Linked DNA regions of Homo sapiens: all the other regions are linked to region 3. Evidence: chromatin loops called from intact Hi-C (ENCODE). Cell type or tissue: chondrocyte. All regions are shown on one strand.

Region 1 (8,000 bases), 63 kb after region 3:
TGCCTCCCTCTTGTAAGGTCTCTTGTGATTACTTTGGTCCCATCTGAATAATCCAGGATAATCTCCTCATCTCAAGATCCTGAATTTAATCATATTGGCAAAGTCCCTTTTGCCATATAAAGTTACATATTCATAGGTTCTAGGGGTTAGGATGTGGACATCTTTGGGAGGCCATTATTCTGCCTATCATAGTTACCTTAATATGGAAGTGTCTAAATCGTTGAATTGTTTTAACTAAGATTTAAAATGCTGATTAATGTCAATAGACAATTGATATCAAATATTTAAATTCATTTTTTTAAAACAGGAGATGGGAGGCATTTAAAGAGTCACCCAGGGTTTTCAGGGGACATTTTTCAAATAATATATGCCTCCAGGGAGATTCTGATATACTTCCCTTGGAGGTAAAAGTCATACCGCTTAGTTGAGAATACTGGAATGCCATATGCAGATGAACTATATGAAGACCTAAAAAACGACTCACAGTTCAGAACCAGTGAGTTGAATTTTTACTAAGAACTATCAGAAAGTTGAGGCATTAACTGGATTTAGATATGTTATTCCCATGTATTCCAAATGCTAATAATTTCTGACTTTAATGGCATTAATTTTTCACTGCCGATGCTGTTACTTGTTTTCTGGAAAACTTCTTGATAAGTACACAGCTCTGGGAAATGTTACGATTTGTTTCAGTTGTCCAGTGTTTTATCTCTATTTGATAGATTCTTTTGCCATTTTGTTTTTCACCTTCTAAAAGGAAAAAAAAACTTTTAAAAAATCTTGTTGAAAATAGCAAGAACATCCTAACAAGTCTGTAATGCAGCTACGCTCTCAGGCCCCAATTATGAATTTAGCTAAGTTTTATTGAATGTATACAGTACATTTGTATTTGTCAGGGTTCTCTAGAGGGACAGAACTAAGAGGATAGATTATATATATATATATATGTGAGTTTATTAAGGAGTATTAACTCATACAATCACAAGATCTCACAATAGGCCATCTGCAAGCTGAGGAGTAAGGAAGCCAGTCTGAGTCCCAAAGCTGAAGAACTTGGAGTCCAAAAAAGAAAAAAAAGAAAAAAAAAGAAAAAAAAGAGAACTTGGAGTTTGATGTTCAAGGGCAGGAAGCATCCAGTACGGGAGAAAGATGTAGGCTGGGAGGCTAAGCCAGTTTAGTCTTTACACATTTTTTTTTTTTTTTTTTTTTTGCCTGCTTTATATTCTAGCTGTGCCGGCAGCTGATTAGGTGGTACCCACCCAGATTAAGTATGGGTCTGCCTTTCCCAGCCCACTGACTCAAATATTAATCTCCTTTGGTAACACCCTCACAGACACACCTAGGATCAATACTTTGCATCCTTCAATCCAATCAAGTTGACATTCAGTATTAACCATCACAACATTGATTTAAAAAAACTTGTGATAATATTCCCAAAATATGACTTTTGTAAAAAAAATGAAAGTAGTGCCACTATATTTATATATTCTCTGTATATTTGGGGTAGAAATTTTTAGATTAGAACTTTAACTTTTGGAATATTTACATCAGTTCTGGAATGGTTTACTTTCCCCGTTAAGGTCACTGTCTATTTCTGGGAGCAGTTAGAAGTCTTGGTTTTCCATTGAAGGAACTATGCATGTATGTGTTGCATTAAGAAGAAGTAAGAGTACCTAAATAAATGAACTACACACTGGCTTTCACAAAAGTTGTTCTACAACTGAGTGTCTAATAGAGTTTTAAAGGTGGAGTGGTCATAGTCGAGCTTGTGAAATTTCTTTCCCATAGTAATTGGCCACTAGCTGACGGAAGCTATAGTGCCTTTGATTTACTTGTAACTTTCTGTTGCCAACCCAAATATTTCAGTTTCCTAACTGTCCAAGAAATGTACATTTTTATCTTGTTACTTCATATAATCATTGAGTCCTAAAAAAATAAAGAGTCATTTTAAATTCTCTTCCCAAGAGAAACCTTTTTTTCCCAAGAGCTGCATGTTGAGTTGGTTGCATTACAAATCATCAATTTCTGACTGTTGAAATGACCTTCTAGTAACACATAAAATTTGGTGCCCTCATGCCAAGGATGCAACTCAAGAAATTGTGATGAGTGTTTGGGTGCCAAATTCTACTTTACTACTTCTCATAGGAATGTCCTGAGTGTGGGGATGTTTTCTGATTGTTTGAAGTTCTCAGAAAAAGACATGACCTCTGTTTACATTGATAGATCATGAAGAGGAGCACGTCTAGAATATAAAAAAGACTTTTCTAACCTCCGGAATGCTAGAAAGCAGCAGGTTAAAGAATCAAGGTCTTGGGATTTCCCTTTTAAATTGCAACACCGATTTCTTCCTCTTAGTGGATTTTAATAAAATATACTAAGTAATTTCAATGATGAAGGCCAAGTATCATGTCTCTCTTGCTCACTCTTATGTCACAAGGTCTAGCACATACTACATAGCAGATACGTGCTAAAAGTTTGTTGATCAATGAAATGAATAACCTTATGGTGCCTGCTATAGCTATGCTACCTTATTATTTTTTTAATTTTATTTTACAGATTTAAGGGGTAAAGTGAAGTTTTGTTAACACGGATATCTTATGTAGTGATAAAGCCTGGGCTATTAGCGTAACCATCACCTGAATAGTGTACATCAGCGGTCCTCAAACTTTTTGGCACCAGTGACTGGGTTTGTGGAACACAGTTTTTCCATGGACAGTGAAAGGATGTGGTTTGAGGATGAAACTGTTCTATCTTAGAACATTAGGCATTAGTTAGATTCTTATAAGGAGTGCACAACCTAGGTCCCTTCCATGCACAGTTCACGATAGGGTTTGTGCTCCTAGGAGAATCTAATTCCCTCATTGATATGACAGGAGGTAATGCTGCTCACCTCCTGCTGTGTGGCCCAGTTCCTAAGAGGCCACGGACTGGTATGGGTCCATGGTCTGGGTGTTGAGGACCCCTGGTGTACATTGTACCCATTAGGTATTTTCTCATCCCTTATCCCTGTTCCACCTTCCCACATTTCTCAGTCTCCAGTGTCTATTATTCCACTCCCTATGTCCATGCGTACACATTATTTAGCTTCCGCTTATAAGTGAGAATCTGACTTTCTGTTTCTGAGTTATTTCACTTATGATAAGGGCCTACAGTTCCATCTATGTTGCCACAAAAGACATAATTTAATTCTTCTTTTATGGCTGAGTTTGTGTCTGTGTGTGTGTGTGTGTGTGTGTGTGTGTATACTCACATATATACACTTTACACATACATATGTACACACACTGCACATACATATATACACACACTGCATTTTCTTTATCTAGTCAACTATTGATGTATACTTAGGTTGACTCCATATCTTTCCTATTGTGAATAGTGCTGCAATAAACACGAGTGCAGATACCCTTTTGATATAATGATTCCTTTTTATTTGGGAAGGTACGCAGAAGTGGGATTGCTGGATCAAACGGTAGATCTATTTTTAGTTCTTTGAAAAATCCCCATACTCTTTTCCATAGAGGTTGTACTACTTTACATTTCCACCAGTAGTGTATACATGTTTCCTTTTCTCTGCATCCTCGACAACATCTGTTATTTGTTGACTTTTTAATAATAATCATTCTTACTGGTGTAAGATGGTATCTCATTGTGGTTTTAATTTGCATTTCTCTGATGATTGGTGATGTTAAGCATCTTTTCATGTTTGTTGGCCATTTGTATGTCTTCATTTGCAAAATATATGTTCATGTCCTTTGCTCATTTTTGTTAATGGGGTTGTTTTTTTCCTGCTGAGTTGTTTGAATTCCTTGTAGATTCTGGATATTAGTCCTTTGTCAGATGCATACTTTGCAAATATGTTCTTCCGTTCTAAAAGTTGTCTCTTTGTTTTTTGGTTGGTTGTTTTTGAGACTGGGTCTTGCTCTGTTGCCCAGGATATAGTACAGAGGCACAAATCTCAGATCAATGTAACCTCAAACCTCTAGGCTTAAGCAGTCTTTCTGCCTCAGCTTTCTGATTAGCTGGGACAGGTGTGTGCTACCATATCTGGCTAATTAAAAACAATTTATTTTTGTAGAGATGCAGTCTCACTATATTGCCCAGGCTGGTCTTGAACTCCTGGCCTCAAGCAGTTCTCCTACCTTGGCCTTCCAAAGTGCTGAGATTCAAAGCTAATATTGATATGTAAGGTTTTGTTCCTGTCATAATGTTAATTGTTACCTAGTTGTTTTATAGTCTCATTTATGCAATTGCTTTATAAGACTTGTTTTGGCCGGGCGCGGTGGCTCACGCCTGTAATCCCAGCACTTTGGGAGGCCGAGGCGGGCGGATCACGAGGTCAGGAGATCGAGACCATCCCGGCTAAAACGGTGAAACCCCGTCTCTACTAAAAATACAAAAAATTAGCCGGGCGTAGTGGCGGGCGCCTGTAGTCCCAGCTACTTGGGAGGCTGAGGCAGGAGAATGGTGTGAACCCGGGAGGCGGAGCTTGCAGTGAGCCGAGATCCCGCCACTGCACTCCAGCCTGGGCGACAGAGCGAGACTCCGTCTCAAAAAAAAAAAAAAAAAAAAAAAAAAAAAAAGACTTGTTTTATACTTTTATGTTCTTTTTATAATGGTGGGTATTGACCTTTAATTTCAATGTTTAGATTTCTTTTGTGCATTTCTTCTAGGACCAGTCTGGTGGTGATGAGTTTCTTTAGCATTTACTCGTCTGGGAAAGACTTTACTTCTCCTTCATTTGTGAAGCCTAGTTTAGCAGAATGCAACATTCATGGTGGACAGTTTTTTTCTTTAAGAATTATGGAAATAAGACCCTAATCTCTTCTACCTCATAAAGTGTCTGCTTAGAAGTCCAGTGTTAGTCTGATAGAGTTTCCTTTATAGGCAATTAGATGCTTTTCTCTTGCTGACTTTAGGCTGATGATTGTATGTCTTGCTTAAGTACTTCTTTCAATATATTTTCCTGAAGTTCTTTGAGCCTCTTAGATCTGGATGTCTAAATCTCTAGCAAGACTTGGGAAGTTTTCCTCAACTATTTTCTCAGATAGGTTTTACGAACTCTAGTTTTTCTTCTCCCTCAGGAATACCTCTGACTCCTAGATTTGAACATTTTACATAATCCCATGCTACTTGAAGTCTTTGTTCATTTTAACAAATTCTTTTTTTCTTTATATTTGTTTGACTGGGTTAATTCAAAAGACCTGCCTTCAGACTCTGAGATTCTTTCTTCTGCTTGTTCTAGTCTATTGTTAAAACTTTCAACTGTATTTTGTATTTCCTTCAATGAATTTTTCATTTCTAGAAGTTCTGGGGTTTTAAATATATCTATCTATCTCATTGATATATTTTTCCTTCATGTTCTAAGTTGTTCTTTTGATTTCTTTGTGTTGGTTTCCAACTTTCTCTTGGATCTCATTGAGCTTTTTGAAAATCAACATTTTGAATTCTTTATCTGATATTACAAGAATTTTATTTTGATTAGGACCTACTACTAGAGAGTTAGTGTGGTCCTTTGGGGTGTTGTAACACTTTTTCATACTTTCAGAATTATGTCTTTGGTTCCTAATCATATGCATATACTATTTCTTATTTTGGAATTTAATTTCATTTGGATACAACTTTTTTCTTCCTTTTTAGGATGTGACTATAATATATGTTGTTTAGGGTCTTTTGGCCTTGGTTCTAAGGGTGCTTTTGGTGGCAAAGTATCGTATAAGTTCCTTGGTTATAGATAGCCTCAGTGTGGTCACTTTCTTCAAATGCTGGTTGTAGTTGGGATATACTCTGCATGTGTGCAGGCTCATAGTCTCCTGCAGAGCTGGGTTGGTGGAAGTCTCAAGAGGCTTATCTTGTTCCCAAGTGCTATGCATTTGTGTCAGCAGATTTTGTATGGAGTTGTGCAGGTCAACCTCCAGGCCAGTAGAGGAGGAAACTCTCTGGTACCTTAGGCAGTGGGCTGGTCTGTGGGATGCCCAATGGCTTGGACTCCACTCTCAGCCCCAGAGTGGGGGTGAAGTTAGTTGGAGCTAGACTAGGAAGACTTGTCCTCAGATCTCCCAATGGCAGACACAAGGACCAGCCCTGATTGTGGGGGGAGTGGGGGCAAAAGTGCAAGAATGGTGTAGACTCTATGATTTCCTAGGTTATGAATACCCTTGGTGTGGTAGCTTTCTAGCTTTCTTAAATGCCCGTTGTAGTGGCAGGTAGGTCAGTGAGCTCAGGGCCTGCTGAGTAGCTGGGGTGTTTAGGGGCATGCTGGTAGCTGAGGTTTCACAAAACTTGTCTCCCACCCAAGCACCATGCAGTTATGCCAGCAGATGTTATAATGGGCTGTGCAGGTGACCTCCTGGCCAGTAGGTGGCTCTTGCAAGAGAGACAGCTGTGGTAGTGCAATGGGATTTATGCTTGACCTTTATTAACCAGAAATACTGAGCTGTCTCAGGTGATGGGTGGGGCTATGGAACTCCCAGGAGTCCCTGTCCCATGTTCTGCCACTGAGGTGGGTATCAGGAGCAAAACTGGATAGGGTTGGGTTGGGCACGCCCATATGTAGATACCCCAGTGATGGGTACAAGTACCAGCCCTGATGGGGTCAGAAGGCAGTTCTCAGGCTACTGGGGCAATGTTCTAGTGTGCAGCAGAGGTGCCTCTACCATGCCAAAGAGCCCACATGGAGAAAGAGGGGCGGCCCAGGCTCCACAGCCTACAAGGTGATAGTGGGACCCACTTAGCTCACATGCACTTGATCGTGGTGTCTCTCCCCTACCCTTTGCTGGTGTCCAGAAGCTTGCCCTAGCTCCCAGTAATCTCAGCCAAGCAGGCTGCATTGCTTCCCTCTTTGCTTTCAGTGCTTCCCTTCACTTCTCTGTTGGATTCCAGTGTTCTCCCTTAGACGATCTAGTTGAAGTGTGAATATCTACTTACATTTTGGTTCCTCTCTGTGGAAAAGGTGAGTGCTAGCCACACCTAGTCAGTCATCTCAAACCCCTTCATCATGATCACCTTATTTTAACTATATGTTGGAAATCATCCAGTCATCTGTTTAGTCTTTAGCATTTCCAAGCTATAATTTCCCCCTCTGTAAATATGACTAATTATATTTTATATAATATTTTATTTTACAGGTTGTTTTGAAGATTAGTGATAAGCACCTAATACATAGGAAACACTTATTAAATGGTAGGAAATATTATAAATAATTATAAATGGAACAACTTCAATTTCATGTTTAACTTCGTTTGCAAGTGAATTAGATCTTTCACTAAAAATGTGTCTAAAGTATTTGAATTAACCATACCCAATTTATGAATTGTCTTAGTATTTATGAACTGTTATGCTAAAGAGAAAATAAGTGTACTTACTATAGAAAAAAATATTTGGCCATCTATGAAACATGAATGTCTGATAGCATTTCTTCTGTCTTATATTTGTGGAAAATAAAAGTATTTAAAAATATATTTATGTGTCAGCTAAGAAAGTAAACCACTGTTTTTAATAATTTTATTAAAGAAGTGTTTGTACTCTTCTTGGGTCACTACTCTACTCTGATCTTTGCAGCTTTTAAAAACCTGTACAAAGCAAAAGATGAGATGTTTTGGATACATCTAAAAACAAAACAAAACTTTGACAATGAACAAGCACAGTGCCACAACACCTGATATAACGACTGTACACAAGAGGTGCTTCATTTGTTTTCAGTTAAATTGAGTAGAAAAACAAATTACTTCCTGAAAGAAAAAAAGTATATAATGCTACTATGAAAGACTTGCATAGTTAGGGTTTGGTCAATAATTCAGATTTATTCATGTTAGTGATGAGTGCCAAAACAGAAAGAAGTCGGTGGGCTAAGATATTGTCACTTGTGTGCTAAGAAAAATAAGTGCTCTGGAAAAAAATCGCAGCTCAAATGATTAGATCCATCCTTCTTCCACTTATTTCATGAGATATCCAACAACTGCAGGTTGTTCTAACGGTTCAGTACTCTAGGTTTGTAGTTT
Region 2 (8,000 bases), 420 kb after region 3:
AAGGAAAATGAGTTACTGTTATTAATTAAAGACCTTCTTTGTCTTTAAACCAAGATCCAATTAGGATACTTTATAGCAGTTCTTTATGAAAAAGATAGAAACAAAGCAAACCTAAAGGCTTTTCACTCATCCCTAGTCTTAAGGAGTATGGGTTAGCTATTCATGACCCTTTCCATGTACATACAGATGTTTAGAGAGCTCCATTTCAAGCCTCTTCACAGTTGGTCAGCCTCAATAGCAGTGACCTTTAAGGAAGAGGGGCTTGAGGACGGCTTATCTTTAATCAACATTTAATCAGTGGAGAAGACAATTGGTTCTTTTCATGGGCATCCACTTACTCAGATGTCCTTTGTTACTTTTTGAAGCATCAGAAAGAACAAAGCACTGTGGCCAGACTAGTGGTTTTTGCCAGTCACAGACAATTCATTTTTATAAGAGTGCTTTGTTATTGCCTGTGAATTTAAAGTATGAAATTCGTGTAACCGTTTGCCACATTTTTGCTACATAAAAAGAAATGTTAAAAGAAACTGAATTCAATAAACCTAACTCTTTAATTGGGAGGTTAAGTGCTATTTCAGTTCTCATCATCTATACTTATTCAAGTTTGAACTCAAAAAGCATAGCTGAACTGGTATGTAAGGTAAATCTGCTCTGTGCTTACAGAAACCATATTTTTTTGCTGTCAAAATGAATGTCTTGTAATTCCCAGGAGAAATCTTGCAGATGAGTCATATTGCCCGGGGCTTGGATTCCGATGGTTCTTTGCTGCTAGATATCGTTGTGAGTGGCTATGTCCTACAGCTTCAGTCACCTGCTGAAGTCACTGTAAAGGTAAAATGCCAGGATAACTTGTCTTTGCTGCTTATTAGAGTAATGATGAGTGAAAGGTCCATAGAATGAGCACAGATAACTTGTTCACTCTGTGGGGGAAAATGTCCAAACTACCAAGGCTATAAATAACTATCTGATCTTTGTTTAAAAATCTTCAGGGACAAGTTTTTACAAACTCTCTTAATGGTTTTACCACCCTCCCTATCAGGACCAAGATCAAATACTTGATGTAAGGCATTTGTTTAATTTTCTTTAGACAAAGAGGATAGTAATTCTTGCATAAACGTTTTTGTGTATCATCCATAAAATATTTCAGAAATTAAAGGATAACAATCGCCCTTTCACATCTTTGTTTATTCATGACCTATAACTTTGAGTCTCTTATTAAACTGAAATTTATGACAGCAAAATTATGAAACAACTATGTTATAATTAAAGGGTTCAAACTTTATGTTATTTCCTGAACACTACTGTACAATTATTATACAAGTTTTATTAGCCCCTATACATTTTCTCATGAAGGAGGCAATAAATAAAAGAACATAGTGTTTGATGCCAAGCAGATCCACATTCAGATCCTCATTCCGCCACTTTGTACCAATGTAATGATGAGAAAGTTGCTTAATTTCTACAAACTTATTTTTCTAGTCTGCAAACTATGGCAATTTAAAGCTACCTTATAGCTTTAAGGTATTAAAGCTATAGGTATTAAATTAGGATTAAAAGTTAACACATATTAAATGTTTACCATCATGCATGATGTGTGTTTTTTAGCTCCTAATCCTTTTTCCCCGCTCATTCTGCATTTCATAGTCCCCTTAAGGGAAAAAAATTAGTATGAGCCATATTGATCTTCAAATCCACATTGTTCTCCTTAGGATTACACAGAGGACTACATTCAAACAGGTCCTGGGCAGCTGTACGCCTACTCAACCCGGCTGTTCACCATTGATGGCATCAGCATCCCATACACATGGAACCACACCGTTTTCTATGATCAGGCACAGGGAAGAATGCCTTTCTTGGTTGAAACACTTCATGCATCCTCTGTGGAATCTGACTATAACCAGATAGAAGAGACACTGGGTTTTAAAATTCATGCTTCAATATCCAAAGGTAATTTGATAAAAGAAAATCCATATCTTTATGCCATCCAGTCTAAAGGGTTAAAAAAATTCAAAATAAGGACATTGAGGCCTACATCTAACATGATATCAGGTTTTTCATGTGTGTTGTCTATGCCTTTTTGTTAAGTAAAGCCCTATGGAAAAGCCAACCCAATTGGAGTTCTAGTACATTTACTTTACTAATATACTTCTTCATACTACACAGTGGGGTTGCTGTTGTTCTATTCCATATGTGCAGAGAGGGTTAAAAACATATAATGTGGCGGGGCGTGGTGGCTCATGCCTGTAATCCCAGCACTTTGGGAGGCCGAGGCAGGTGAATCACCTGAGGTCAGGAGTTCCAGACCAGCCTGGCCAACATGGTAATACAAAAATTAGCCGGTCGTGGGGGCGGGTGCCTGTAGTCCCAGCTACTGTGGAGGCTGAGGCAGGAGAATTGCTTGAACCCAGGAGGCAGAGGTTGCAGTGAGCCGAGATCACGCCACTGCACTCCAGCCTGTACAACAAAGAGCAAAACTCCATCTCCAAGCAAAGAAAAACATACAATGTGTCCAAATGCTTTTTATTCAAATAATACAAATAATAAAGTCCATTTGTTATTGTTTTGAATTTTGTTTGTCAAGAAATTTTTTAAATTCCTGAAACATAATACAAAGCTGTGTCTTAACCTAAACTAGTCAAAAAGAATTTCTATATTTTAAAAGCAGCTTTTTAAAACTGTGCAGCAATAATCAGGATTCCAACTGTCATTTCTTGTTCCTGGAAGTTATAATTTTTTAACTGCTTTTCATTTTCCAAGCATGGTTCTGCAACCCTTGATCTAAGTAGTCCATCTATGCTATGTGGTTCTTTGATGTGTCTGTCTCCTGAGATTCCCTTTTCAGTCATAAGAGCCACCACGGCAATTAACATTCCATATTCTGTGGGGTTTTAATGCTGGGATGATTCTTGCATGTAGTCCTGTTAGACATTAAATGTTTATGTGACTTTAGCTTTGAACTTTAGGCTCCCATGAGTTCACTTAAAAGGATTCACATTGACCTTGTCAATGTGTTTTGCTGTGTGCCAGCTTTCCTAAAATAGAGCCAAGTAAATTTTAAACTTCACCATTTTATCATGTTTAGCAGATATGCTAAAAATTTATTTTCAGTGTTTACTCTTGCTTCCATCAGTCATGCTTATGACTGTTTCCTTCAACTTGTATCAGAACTGCTTCATAAAATTTGAGATCATAGTAATCTGGAAGTACAAGCACACATTTTTTGAGGTAATCACAGATTCACGAAGTCTCATAGCCAGTGACACCCATAGCCCATCTCCTCCACGCACACCATTGCCACCACTACCTTTTACTATTGCCATGCATGCCATGCCACTTGAACAAAAGAAACGAGCTGCCAGAATGAGGAGTTACATTTTCTTTCCCTAATTATGCCTGCTTTTCAAATCTAACTTCTGTTTCTACTTTTTTCAGTACTCCATCTAATTTAAAAAAAGATAACTGGGCACAAATAAGAGAATTTCTACCATCTGGAACTAGATGAATTAAAATGATTTCTGAAAAGTCATGTTCACTTTCTACCTAATCGTGTACATTTTCCAAGCCTAAAACTGCTTAAAGATCTTTGTACCGTCTTTAAGTGTGTTTGTTGGGGGATCTGGGTCCCACAATATAAAGAAACACACTGTATGACCTTTAAGGCCCCTTACTATCCTTAGACACTGTGATTCTATGAATCACATCTGATGTATGTGTCATGGTTCTTGTCAATTTTAAGAATTGTGTACTTGCAATTTGTTTTTGAGCAACCATTAGGGGGCAAGCTTGCATTCCTGGTAGCTTAACTAGCAAATTATGTTCTGTCTAGACTAGAGCTAAGTATGGTTGCAGTGAAATTAGAATCTTCTGGAGAGCTTGATGAAAGTTCAGATTTCTGGGCACAAAGATTTTTGGTTTAGCAAGTCCACAGTAGGGTCTGGGAGTTTGTATTTTTAACACAGACCCTAAATGATTCTAATATATCTGGTCTGCACTCTTGCTTTTGGAAAGTACTGGTCGAGAAAACTCACTAACATAAGTCAGTGTCATTAAAATATTTTTATATCTTTAAAATCTAACTTATTTTTAAAATTAATTATAAAGTATATATTTTACAAATGAATCAGAGTATCAGAAATTATGCAGGAATATATAAATTTAACTAACTACAGATACATTTTTTACAACTTCTTCATGGGAAGGAAAAAAAGTGAAATGAGAAGGTAAAATATGCACCAAGAAAAAATATTTGCATCACATGTTATTGACAACCATGATTAATCTTAATACATACAAAGGCGCTTCAAAATCAGAAAGAGGCAAATACCCTCAGTAGAAAAATGCATAAGGGAAATTCACAAAAGAGTAAATAATGACAAATGTGAAGAAACTGTTTACCCTCATTAGTAAGCAAGGAAATGCAAATTAATGAGTTATTTTCTGACTATAACAAGGGTGACGACTGCCTAGTATTACAGAGGTATGGGGAAGTGAACACCCTTACACACTGCTGGCAGGGGGATAAATTGGTTCAACATTTCTGGAAGGCACTGTGTCTCCAATAGCCTTTCAAATGTTCATATCTTTTCAGTTATCTCATTTTGGGAGCCTGTCCTATGAAAATCACAGAAATAGCCAAAGATGAATGCTTAGGAAGTTTTATCCACTGTTATTTATAATAGAAAAATATTAAATATCCTCAAAGTAGGAAACAAATATGTAAGTTATGGCACAGCTATATAATAATAACTTAATCACTGAAATAGGAAATATTTAGCTCATTTATTCATTTAACAAATATTTGTTGAGTGCCTACTATGTACTAAACATTGTTCTAGGTGTTGACAGCATCACTGTAAACAAGTAACAAAGGGGAATGTTCATGACAATAATAACTGAAAAGTACTGTATGAGCCAAACCTGGGTTGCACACCCGTGGGTGATTATAAGAAAATCTTTACACCCATTAAAAACACAGATACCCAGGTCTCTTTCTTAGCAATTCTAGTAGAAATGGGACCAAGGGAACCTATATTTTTAATAGGATTTTCAAATGATTTTTATAATTAGTCAAGCTTGGCAATTATCAGTCTGTATATCCTAAATTTAATTTCTAAGTATGTATTCATAAAATTGACTGGAAGGAAAAACATCAAAATCTCAGCAGTAGTTTGTTCCATTTGACAAGACTACCAGAATTTTATGCTTTTCAAGGTTTCTATTACTATCATACATTATAAGCAAATATTTTTTATTGCCTTTTACTATCTTGAAATAAAAATTGTAACATAATTCAAAGTAACACACTTTATAATATGAAAATCAATAAAAGGAAAATAACTCATAATAACATTACACATTTTAATATGAAAATCTTTGGACAGAAAGAAGTAGTTGTATACTCAAACATATACTGAATCCTAGTATGATTATTTTGGGAACATTAAGCAACTTTTTTTTTATTATACTTTAAATTTTAGGGTACATGTGCACAATGTGCAGGTTAGTTACATATGTATACATGTGACATGCTGGTGCGCTGCACCCACTAACTCCCCCCACCCCAAAACAGTCCCCAGAGTGTGATGTTCCCCTTCCTGTGTCCATGTGTTCTCATTGTTCAGTTCCCACCTATGAGTGAGAATATGCGGTGTTTGGTTTTTTGTTCTTGCGATAGTTTACTGAGAATGATGATTTCCAATTTCAACCATGTCCCTACAAAGGACATGAACTCATCATTGTTTATGGCTGCATAGTATTCCATGGTGTATATGTGCCACATTTTCTTAATCCAGTCTATCATTGTTGGACATTTGGGTTGGTTCCAAGTCTTTGCTATTGTGAATAGTGCTGCAATAAACATACGTGTGCATGTGTCTTTATAGCAGCATCATTTATAGTCCTTTGGGTATATACCCAGTAATGGGATGGCTGGATCAAATGGTATTTCTAGTTCTAGATCCCTGAGGAATCGCCACACTGACTTCCACAATGGTTGAACTAGTTTACAGTCCCACCAACAGTGTAAAAGTGTTCCTATTTCTCCACATCCTCTCCAGCACCTGTTGTTTCCTGACTTTTTAATGATTGCCATTCTAACTGGTGTGAGATGATATCTCATTGTGGTTTTGATTTGCATTTCTCTGATGGCCAGTGATGATGAGCATTTTTTCATGTGTTTTTTGGCTGCATAAATGTCTTCTTTTGAGAAGTGTCTGTTCATGTCCTTCGCCCACTTTTTGATGGGGTTGTTTTTTTCTTGTAAATTTGTTTGAGTTCATTGTAGATTCTGGATATTAGCCCATTGTCAGATAAGTAGGTTGCGAAAATTTTCTCCCATGCTGTAGGTTGCCTGTTCACTCATGGTAGTTTCTTTTGCTGTGCAGAAGCTCTTTAGCTTAATTAGATCCCATTTGTCAATTTTGTCTTTTGTTGCCATTGCTTTTGGTGTTTTAGACATGAAGTCCTTGCCTGTGCTTATGTCCTGAATGGTAATGCCTAGGTTTTCTTCTAGGGTTTTTATGGTTTTAGGTCTAACGTTTAAGTCTTTAATCCATCTTGAATTGATTTTTGTATAAGGTGTAAGGAAGGGATCCAGTTTCAGCTTTCTACATATGGCTAGCCAGTTTTTCCAGCACCATTTATTAAATAGGGAGTCCTTTCCCCATTGCTTGTTTCTGGGAGGTTTGTCAAAGATCAGATAGTTGTAGATATGTGGCATTATTTCAGAGGGCTCTGTTCTGTTCCATTGATCTATATCTCTGTTTTGGTACCAGTACCATGCTGTTTTGGTTACTGTAGCCTTGTAGTATAGTTTGAAGTCAGGTAGCGTGATGCCTCCAGCTTTGTTCTTTTGGCTTAGGATTGACTTGGCAATGCAGGCTCTTTTTTGGTTCCATATGAACTTTAGTTTTTTCCAATTCTGTGAAGAAAGTCATTGGTAGCTTGATGGGGATGGCATCGAATCTATAAATTACCTTGGGCAGTATGGCCATTTTCACAATATTGATTCTTCCTACCCATGAGCATGGAATGTTCTTCCATTTGTTTGTATCCTCTTTTATTTCATTGAGCAGTGGTTTGTAGTTCTCCTTGAAGAGGTCCTTCACATCCCTTGTAAGTTGGATTCCTAGGTATTTTATTCTCTTTGAAGCAATTGTGAATGGGAGTTCACTCATGATTTGGCTCTCTGTCTGTTATTGGTGTGCTTGTGATTTTTGTACATTGATTTTGTATCCTGAGACTTTGCTGAAGTTGCTTATCAGCTTAAGAAGATTTTGGGCTGAGACAATGGGGTTTTCTAGATGTACAATCATGTCATCTGCAAACAGGGACAATTTGACTTCCTCTTTTCCTAATTGAATGCCCTTTATTTCCTTCTCCTGCCTAATTGCCCTGGCCAGAACTTCCAACACTATGTTGAATAGGAGTGGTGAGAGAGGGCATCCCTGTCTTGTGCCAGTTTTCAAAGGGAATGCTTCCAGTTTTTGTCCATTCAGTATGGTATTGGCTGTGGGTTTGTCATAGATAGCTCTTATTATTTTGAGATACGTCCCATTAATACCTAACATATTGAGAGTTTTTAGCATGAAGTGTTGTTGAATTTTGTCAAAGGCCTTTTCTGCATCTATTGAGATAATCATGTGGTTTTTGTCTTTGGTTCTGTTTATATGCTAGATTACATTTATTGATTTGCGTATATTGAACCAGCCTTGCATCCCAGGGATGAAGCCCACTTGATCATGGTGGATAAGCTTTTTGATGCGCTTGCTGGATTCGGTTTGCCAGTATTTTATTGAGGATTTTTGCATCAATGTTCATCAAGGATATTGGTCTAAAATGCTCTTTTTTGGTTGTGTCTCTGCCTGGCTTTGGTATCAGGGTGATGCTGGCCTCATAAAATGAGTTAGGGAGGATTCCCTCTTTTTCTATTGATTGGAATAGTTTCAGAAGGAATGGTACCAGTTCCTCCTTGTACCTCTGGTAGAATTCGGCTGTGAATC
Region 3 (8,000 bases):
GATTTTAAATACATTCTTAAGTGCTATCACCCACTTGATGGTAGTGAAGCTATAAAAGACCTAAAAGCAATCAACTTGATAATGTACTCTTATATTGGCTATCCTTTCTTCCTTACTTCATTACCTCTACCCCTCATACCTGTACCCTGGGGTCACATTCCAGACCATCTCTAGTCAGACTAGAAAACCCCATGATTCATAGAGTACTGGGCAGAGTATACAGAAGGGCCTTTTCTCAGTAGTGGAAATACTTAGCCATAGACTGAATACTGCTTTGGTTTCACCTAACAATTTTTAAAAGAAAGCCCTAAGAGGATCAAACTGTTTCTAAGCAACTTAATTCTGTCCCAGAATAAAGTCCTAGCGTATTGATAGGAATACAGAGATATCCTTGTTATCCTAACAAGGTTAAAATTCACAGTGTCTGATAGGTAGTCAAGGATTATGAGGCTTGAAAAGACGCAAGAAAATACAATCCATAACAAGTAGGAGTACTGACCAATTGAAACTGATCCAGAACTGACACAGATATTAAAATGACCAAATGCACACATTGAAGTTATTATAACTGTGTTCTATTTATACACTTAAAAGGAGAAAAGGAAGACATAAAAAAGATCCAAATTAAACGTCAAGAGTTGAAAACTACAATGCCTGAGATGAAAAATATATTGGATGAGGCAATTGGCAGATTGAATAGGGAGAAGTCAAGGTTAACGAACTTGAAGAAATAGTTATGGAAACTATAAAAAATGAAGCATAGTGACAAAAGAAAAAAATAATTTTTTTAAAATTAAGAGAGCATCAGTGAACTGTGGAAGAACTTTAAGTAGCTTCATATATGTGTTAATTGGGGCCCCTAAAGGAAAGGAGGTTGAAGACAGAAAAAATAATGGCCCCAAATGTCCAAATTTGATGAAAACAGATGGAAGAAGTACAAGAAATATGAGGGCAGCCACATCAATGCACATCATAATCAAACTGCTCAAAAACAGTAACAATAAAAAAACTCTTAAAAACATACATGGTTTATATAGAACAAGTAAGTACAAAGATGATAGAGATTATCTTTTTATTGGAAACAATACAAGCAAGAAGACAAATGAAAGTACTGAAAGAAAAACAAAAAACCTGTCTACCTAGAATTCTTTACTCAGCAAAAAAAAAAAGAAAAAACTCTTTGAAAAACAAAAGTGAAATAAAAACTTTTCCAGACATACAAAAGTGAAAGAATTTGTCTCTAGTCGAACTGCATTACTGAAATTATTAAAGAAAGTCTCTTAGTGAGAAGGAAAGTGATATCAGATGGGAATCTGGATCTACACAAAGAAATGAACAGCACAAAAAATGGTAACTACCTGGGTAAATATGCTACATTTTTCTTATTTAGATTCATTAAAAGATAACTGACTCCTTATGCAAAAAAATCAATATAATGTGGGATTTAAAATATAGTAATATGCAATAAAAATGGATGACAAAAATAGTAAAAAAGTCAGGAGGGGAGAAATGGAAGTATACTAATCTAAGGTTCTTATACATGAAGTGGTATAACACTACATGAAGAAAGGCTGGTAAATTAAAGATGTATACTATAAACTGTAAAGCAACCACTAAAAGAGTTTTAGCTAATAAGCTAGCAATGGAAATAAAATGGAATCATAAAATATTCAAAAAGAAGGCAAAAAAAAAAAAAAGGAACAAAGAATAGATGGAAGAAATAGAAAACACATAGCATGGTGGCAGATTTAAACTCAACCATATCCATAATCACATTGAGTGTAAAACATCTAAGAGCACAAATGAAAAGGCAGAGATTATTAGCCTGGATGAAAAAGCAAGACCCAATTTTAGGGTGACTACCTAAAATATACTTTAAATATAAAGAAAAAAATAAGTTAAAGGTGAAAGGATAGAAAATGATACACCATGCAACACTAATCAAAAGAAAGTTGCAGTGTTAATATCAGACAAAGTATATTTTGGAACAAATAATACTACCAGGGACAATGAAGGCAACTTCATAATGATAAAGGCGTCAATTCATGTCCATTATGTCAAAAGGACATAATAATCCTATGTGCTTATGTAACTAACCACAGAGCTTCAAATACATGAAGCTAAAACTCATAGAACTGCAAGAAGAAATACACAAATCCACAATTGTCGTCAGATATTTCAATACCACTCTCAAAAACTGATAGAACAAATAGGCAGAAATCAGTAAGGATATAGAAGATTGGAACATTATTAAACAACTTGACCTAATTAACATTTATAGAACATTCCACCCAACAGCATTCTTTTCAAGTGCACATGGAACATTTATAGATCATTTAATCCTTATTAGGTGGGTGCTATCATTATTCCCATTTACAGCTGAGTAAACACAGGTCTGAAAAAGTTTGGTAACCTTCTTGAAGGTCACACAGTTAAATGTCACAGCTGGGCTTTCAACCCAGGGTATCTGACCCAGAACTCTTAATCACTAGGCTCTGTGGCCTCCCTTGAGCACCTGGAATAGCTCAGGTCTCTAAGACTTAGAATGAAATCCTTTTTAAATAAACAACGGAATGGGAGACTCAAATAGCATTCTCTAAATACTGCTTGAGAAGGAAGTACCTTCCCCCTTTCCTCTCATATTCCCACTCAGCCCAAATGGCCTGTCTGCTTCCTTTAAGTGACATGACTTATAGGTATCATAAACTCGGGTTCCACAGCCGCTGGGACTGAAAGAGAAGACAGTTGTAGATTACAAAAGGTTGGTGGGAGCTAACTCTTCCTCAGGCTGCATCTCCGTTGGGTGGGCGGTCTAATATACATCCAAACAGAGATCAAGATGCCTGTTTGCCCCTCTTTAAATGCTGGGATCTGGACAACAACTCCTTTTCCAGGAAGGAAATGCGTTTTTATTAAAATGACATAAAGAATCCTTAGTTCATGGTAGACTTTCTTTGCTTATCCTCTTATCTCTGTTATTAGTACTATAACGTATATAGCAATCACAACACGGAAAAACGTTGGCATGTCTTCCAGGGTGAGGTTTCCTTCTTGACTGGCAAGAAAATGCCATAGAGGGGAGCACCTTTCCAATAGATCTTTGGCTGAGACCTGAGGCATGACTGTTCCAGGGGAGGAAATCTGAAACGGGGATATTATTCTGCCTTACTATGCTGAGCGTAGGATTCAAACTGCTCAGCAAATGTGAATCTTGATAATACAATTAAAAAATCAATTTTCTCTTTAATATGAATTTTATGTCTCATCTTTCCCCACACCTCTCTCGCCCCTCCTCCTTGTCCTTTCTACGGGGCTTCCATCCTGTATTCACATTCCCCTCTACAGTTAGTGACTACCTAGTTCTTGTCTCTCATTTCCCTCAGCAGCCCCTTTCCTCTTCCTGGGCTTCTTGCCCCTTCAGCGTTGTCCTCCCTTCCTTCCCTGCAGTCCAGAGTCTCAGAGGAGATCAAAGAGCGATAGTGTGGCTGCCTCGCAGCTGAGAGAATTTTCCAGCTCCCCCTCCTGGCTGGGCCGAGTTGTGGGCTGAGAGGCAGGAGGCTGGGCTGGGGCGTCTTGACTTTTGGGGGGAATTAGGAAAGAGGTGTCTAAAGCCGCGTTGTACACAATAGAAAAACAAAATTCCCTTTGTGCTAGTGTGGTGTCCCTCGGTTTGGGTCTTTGCCACACATTCTTGAAAGCCATTGTTTACACTAGCGTTTTGCAGGTTAGGAACGGTGCCGGTGGGAACCGAGCTGACACCGTAAGCGCTTCCCTGGGACTGAATTGACCCTACAATCAGTGGAGGGAAAAGTCACCCTCCGGGGGGGCCTCCAGAGCAAAGGAGGGAGGACGGCAACTGGCCAATCAGGAGGCGAGGCCGAGCCAGGCTTCCCCTCGTCGCTCGTGAGCTGCAAACAGTGGAAAGTTGGGAACCTCAGTCGCTGGCCCAGGCGGAGAGCAGCGGCGGCGGCGAGGGCAGCGGGATTCGGGCCGCGGCGCCGCAGGCTCAGAGCTGCCCCCGGGGCATGGACCCGACGCGCCGCCCGCACTCCGCCACAGGCTGTCCAGGGCCCGCGGGCAGATAGCAGTCCAGGAGGAAGCCGCATCCAGACAAAAGCTGCCGCATCCCTGCCCTGCCCAACCCCTGGAGGGATTCGAGTTTGGTGCTTGTCCCCGTCTGATTCTCAGCGCCAAACTTTTTGCTAGTTCAGAGATTCCAAGAGTCTGATGAGTTACTCTGAGAGGAAACCCTCTGCCTGTTGTTGAGGAGGACTGAGCACAGTGCTTAGGCGCTGAGGGGGAAAAAGAGGGGGAAAAAAAAGAAAATGATTTCCTGGGAAGTTGTCCATACAGTATTCCTGTTTGCTCTTCTTTATTCTTCCCTAGCTCAAGATGCGAGCCCCCAGTCAGAGATCAGAGCTGAGGAAATTCCCGAGGGGGCCTCCACGTTGGCTTTTGTGTTTGATGTGACTGGTTCTATGTATGATGATTTAGTTCAGGTGATTGAAGGGGCTTCCAAAATTTTGGAGACGTCTTTGAAAAGACCTAAAAGACCTCTTTTCAACTTTGCGTTGGTGCCTTTCCATGATCCAGGTAAGGGAAATATTTATACTTTGTCTTTGCTATGTCTCATGATTACATTATTTCTCATGCTGTGAATGAAATTGTTTGTCAGGAAGTTTCAAAACCATTTTAAAAAAATGTGCAGCTGAAAATAGTTGTAACAAAGAATTACTTGCTGGCGTCTGGGTTTGCTCATTGATACCTACTTAAGTCTCAGCCCTGGTGGAGATGGCTTGTTTAGGGAACTTGTACTGTGGTCCTCAAACCTGGAAATGTGGAGTTACGAAAAACAAAACCAAAAATCTTGGGCAACGACATCAAAATCACTTAACTCACTTAGATTTTAGAACTAAAGCATGTTTAATTACGAAGGCAGACTTGGACACGAATTTATAGCAGCGAAGCTCTAGGGGCTAACATCCAGATTGAAAGCACACTCTGAGGGTAACTCTCATTTAAGAGGGGAAAAAACCTGTTGTGTGAGACACAAGGAAGCCTGTAAGTAGTAACTACTAGTGGAACTGAAGACATGAAAAGAAAAGAGAGAAACCAATCATTTCTTAACTGAATCTATTCATCTTTGCACCAGGGCATCATTAGATAGGTTCACAGATGGGTATAAACATTACATCCATGTCTCCTGCGGTAGAATTGCTTGTAATTCGGAATGTCTGTGCTTTTTAAAGGTAGTTGAAGTGAAATAACTTCATTTTTGCCCTAAAGCCGTAGGTTTCAGCAGCTCCACTGTAATATGATCCTATTTACTTTTTTCAGTTTCTCTTTAAAGTAGCACCTCTCTGTGAGGCTTATAGGAGCCCCCATTGCCATAGCTGAGGGTAGCCTTGCAAGGGAAACCCTGGGGCTGGCAGTCTAATGTCCACCTGAGTTTCATTAGCACAAGTTGCTGCCCAGTTGAAGAAATGAAGCAGTGATTTCTTAACAGTCCTCCCCCACTGTTCTCCCACACTTTTCCTGCTTTTGAAATTCTCCCTTCACTAGAAGAACTTGACACAACCTCTTCACAACGAGAGTGTGATATCGGCAATCTGAAATTCCTTCCTGTGCATTTAGCAAAAGTATATAAGTTCAAATTATTGGTAGGTATTAAATATGGCAGGTTTTAACTATTAAACAATGGCACTGGGAGAAATTTAAAGATATATAGAACTCTCGGATTTTCATGCTCTTCACATGATGAAAACAATCTGTACTACTCTTCTGGGATATGTAATATATATATACACACACATACACATACATACATTACATATATGTAATTACATATATTTGTAATTTCTACATTGGTTAAACATGAATATTATTTATATTTGAATAAAGAATTGAATGATTATTTACTGTGTTTACTGTCTTAGACACTTCATATGTTGTGATTTTCAATGTATTAAATGTCAAGATGCCAACTGTGATGCAGTTTGAGGTTTTTGTTATTTCGGAATACCTTGAGTATGTTTCTTCTAGATGGATGAGTCTGAAGTTAGCTAAAAAATGAAGTGAAATTTTGTTTTTTCTCTAACACCACGATTTGCTTTTCACCAAAGAACTCTTATGAAATTATATTGCTGTAAACAGAATACAAAAATTGCCTCAAGTTATACATGGATACCGGACTATCCTGATATTTTGAAGTGATATGAAAACTTATTGGAATGAATTGTATTGTGGTGCCCTGCCTTTCAATTGTTACCAAATGGGAGAGTTTGCTCTTTGCTGTAGTTGACTTTCCTGTAGTTTAGCAATCATGATTTAAAGTTGGGGAAACTTGACATGCTAATAACAGATGACTGAATAAGTTAGAGCTTTTCTGAATCCAGTAATATGAGAAAATGGTTAACTAATTTAAATTGGTTTCATAAACTTAATTGTGTGTATAATTCAACAGAATTATTAATTCTGTTTACATTGTGATTCAAAGTAGAAGTGGCCAAATATTCATGTTATCTAAAGCTATTTAAAATATTTTTGAAAATAAAGAGAGAAATTGAAGTTTAAACATACTGTTAACTTTAGTATTCACTTTACTAGATTGTAGTACTTTATTTGTGTGATATTTTTCCTCTGTAGGTGTGTGTGTATAATCATTAAGAGTTTTTGGCCTCTTTGTAGTTTTTTTGTTGTTGTTTATTTTTTTTTTTTTGAAACAGGGTCTCACTCTGGCACCCAGGCTGGAGTGCAGTAGCACTATCATGGCTCACTGCAGACTCAACCTCCTAGGCTCAAGCAGTCCTCTCACTTCAGCCTCCCGAGTAGCTGGGACAACAGGCACATGCCACATCTGACTAATTATTTTTTTCATAGAGACAGGGGTTCCACTATGTTGCCCGGGCTAGTCTTGAACTCCTGGCCTCAAGTGATTGTGCTGCCTTGGCCTCCCAAAGTGCTGGGATTACAGGCAGGAGCATCTTGGAATGACAGGAAGGACCTTAAATGGGAATTGGCTGTCTTAGTGAGTGACATTAGAAAACTATATTTACTTTCTGAATCTTAGTATCCTCAACTATATAAATTGAGAGAATTCTATGTGAATATCTCTTAAGGTCTCTTCTAATGTGACAGTTAATGACTCTTTTACATATGGTTGTTTTCATAGTGCCTAACACATATTCCTATGGTTGGGTGACACAACCAACATGGAAAGAAATAATGTATAGAATTTAATATGATTATATTAATAATCTTGAATGTTTATAAGCCCTTTGACATCTATCGCATTTAGCTAGATGAAATAATGGATGAATTCTGGGATATATTCTATGTCTTTTGATATAAACCTTTAGATATTTGCAGATGATTGCTTTGGAGCCCTGCATTACAGTTTGGGGCAAGGTGTGTATTTGCAGATGGAGTAAATTTAAAACACATGGAACACATAGGTAGTGGAGGCAGGGTGTCTAACAAGTTGAAAATGAGATAAGACCATTCAGAATATGTGCATGTAAGAAGCGCTGTGTTGAACTAGCAGCACATGTGTCTAGAGTAGGAGGAGGTACCAGAGATGAACGGGGGTCATGGAAAGGCGAGCCAACCTTTTGATTTTGATGTTAACGGTGGTTAAGATGGATTTTCCACTTTCACAATCACACTTAATGTATTTATTTTTAATGGTTTTATTGAGATGTAATCCCCTTACCATACAATTCATCCACTTAAAGTGTACAATTTGATGCTTTTCAGTATATTCACAGATAGGTGCAAATGTTGCCACAGTCCATTGTAGAACATCTTCATTACCTCAAAAACAAATCCTGCACCCTTCAGCTTTCAGTCTCCTATACCCCAATCATCTTCCCCTCAGTCCTAAGCAGCCACTAATCTATTTTTTTGCTTCTATAGATTTTTCTGTTCTGGACTTTTATACAAGTAGAGTCATATTCTATAAGGTCTTTCATGACTGGCTTCTTTCACTTTAGCATAACATT

The links. Peaks named below come from ENCODE experiments on the same cell type or tissue, not always from the same donor. Only the 100,000 strongest peaks of a DNase experiment are listed, where the experiment ranks them.
Region 1: a loop joins it to region 3, with 2.1 times the contacts of the local background. A loop is called at or near these places in 4 of 110 quality-filtered maps.
Region 2: it touches region 3 in a loop (2.5-fold over the local background); 4 of 110 quality-filtered maps call a loop at or near these places.

What each region holds. Positions count from the first base shown.
Region 1 is chr1:185,793,414-185,801,413 of GRCh38, forward strand. All of the region lies in intron 1 of HMCN1 (hemicentin 1), which reads left to right. Among named protein-coding and RNA genes, the nearest start is that of HMCN1, 63 kb to the left of the region's middle. RefSeq lists a silencer at 5,171-5,371. In chondrocyte, no CTCF peak of the experiment used is centred here; no DNase peak of the experiment used is centred here.
Region 2 is chr1:186,152,041-186,160,040 of GRCh38, forward strand. HMCN1 (hemicentin 1) reads left to right here. Exons shown (of 107, transcript NM_031935.3): 96 at 710-831; 97 at 1,710-1,947. Among named protein-coding and RNA genes, the nearest start is that of PRG4, 140 kb to the right of the region's middle. RefSeq lists a silencer at 804-1,004. In chondrocyte, CTCF peaks have their summits at 3,766 and 3,988; no DNase peak of the experiment used is centred here.
Region 3 is chr1:185,730,455-185,738,454 of GRCh38, forward strand. It overlaps HMCN1 (hemicentin 1), which reads left to right and starts at 3,937. Exons shown (of 107, transcript NM_031935.3): 1 at 3,937-4,593. The coding sequence starts at 4,326. In chondrocyte, CTCF peaks have their summits at 3,551 (motif pointing left) and 3,760; a DNase peak (open chromatin) is centred at 3,997.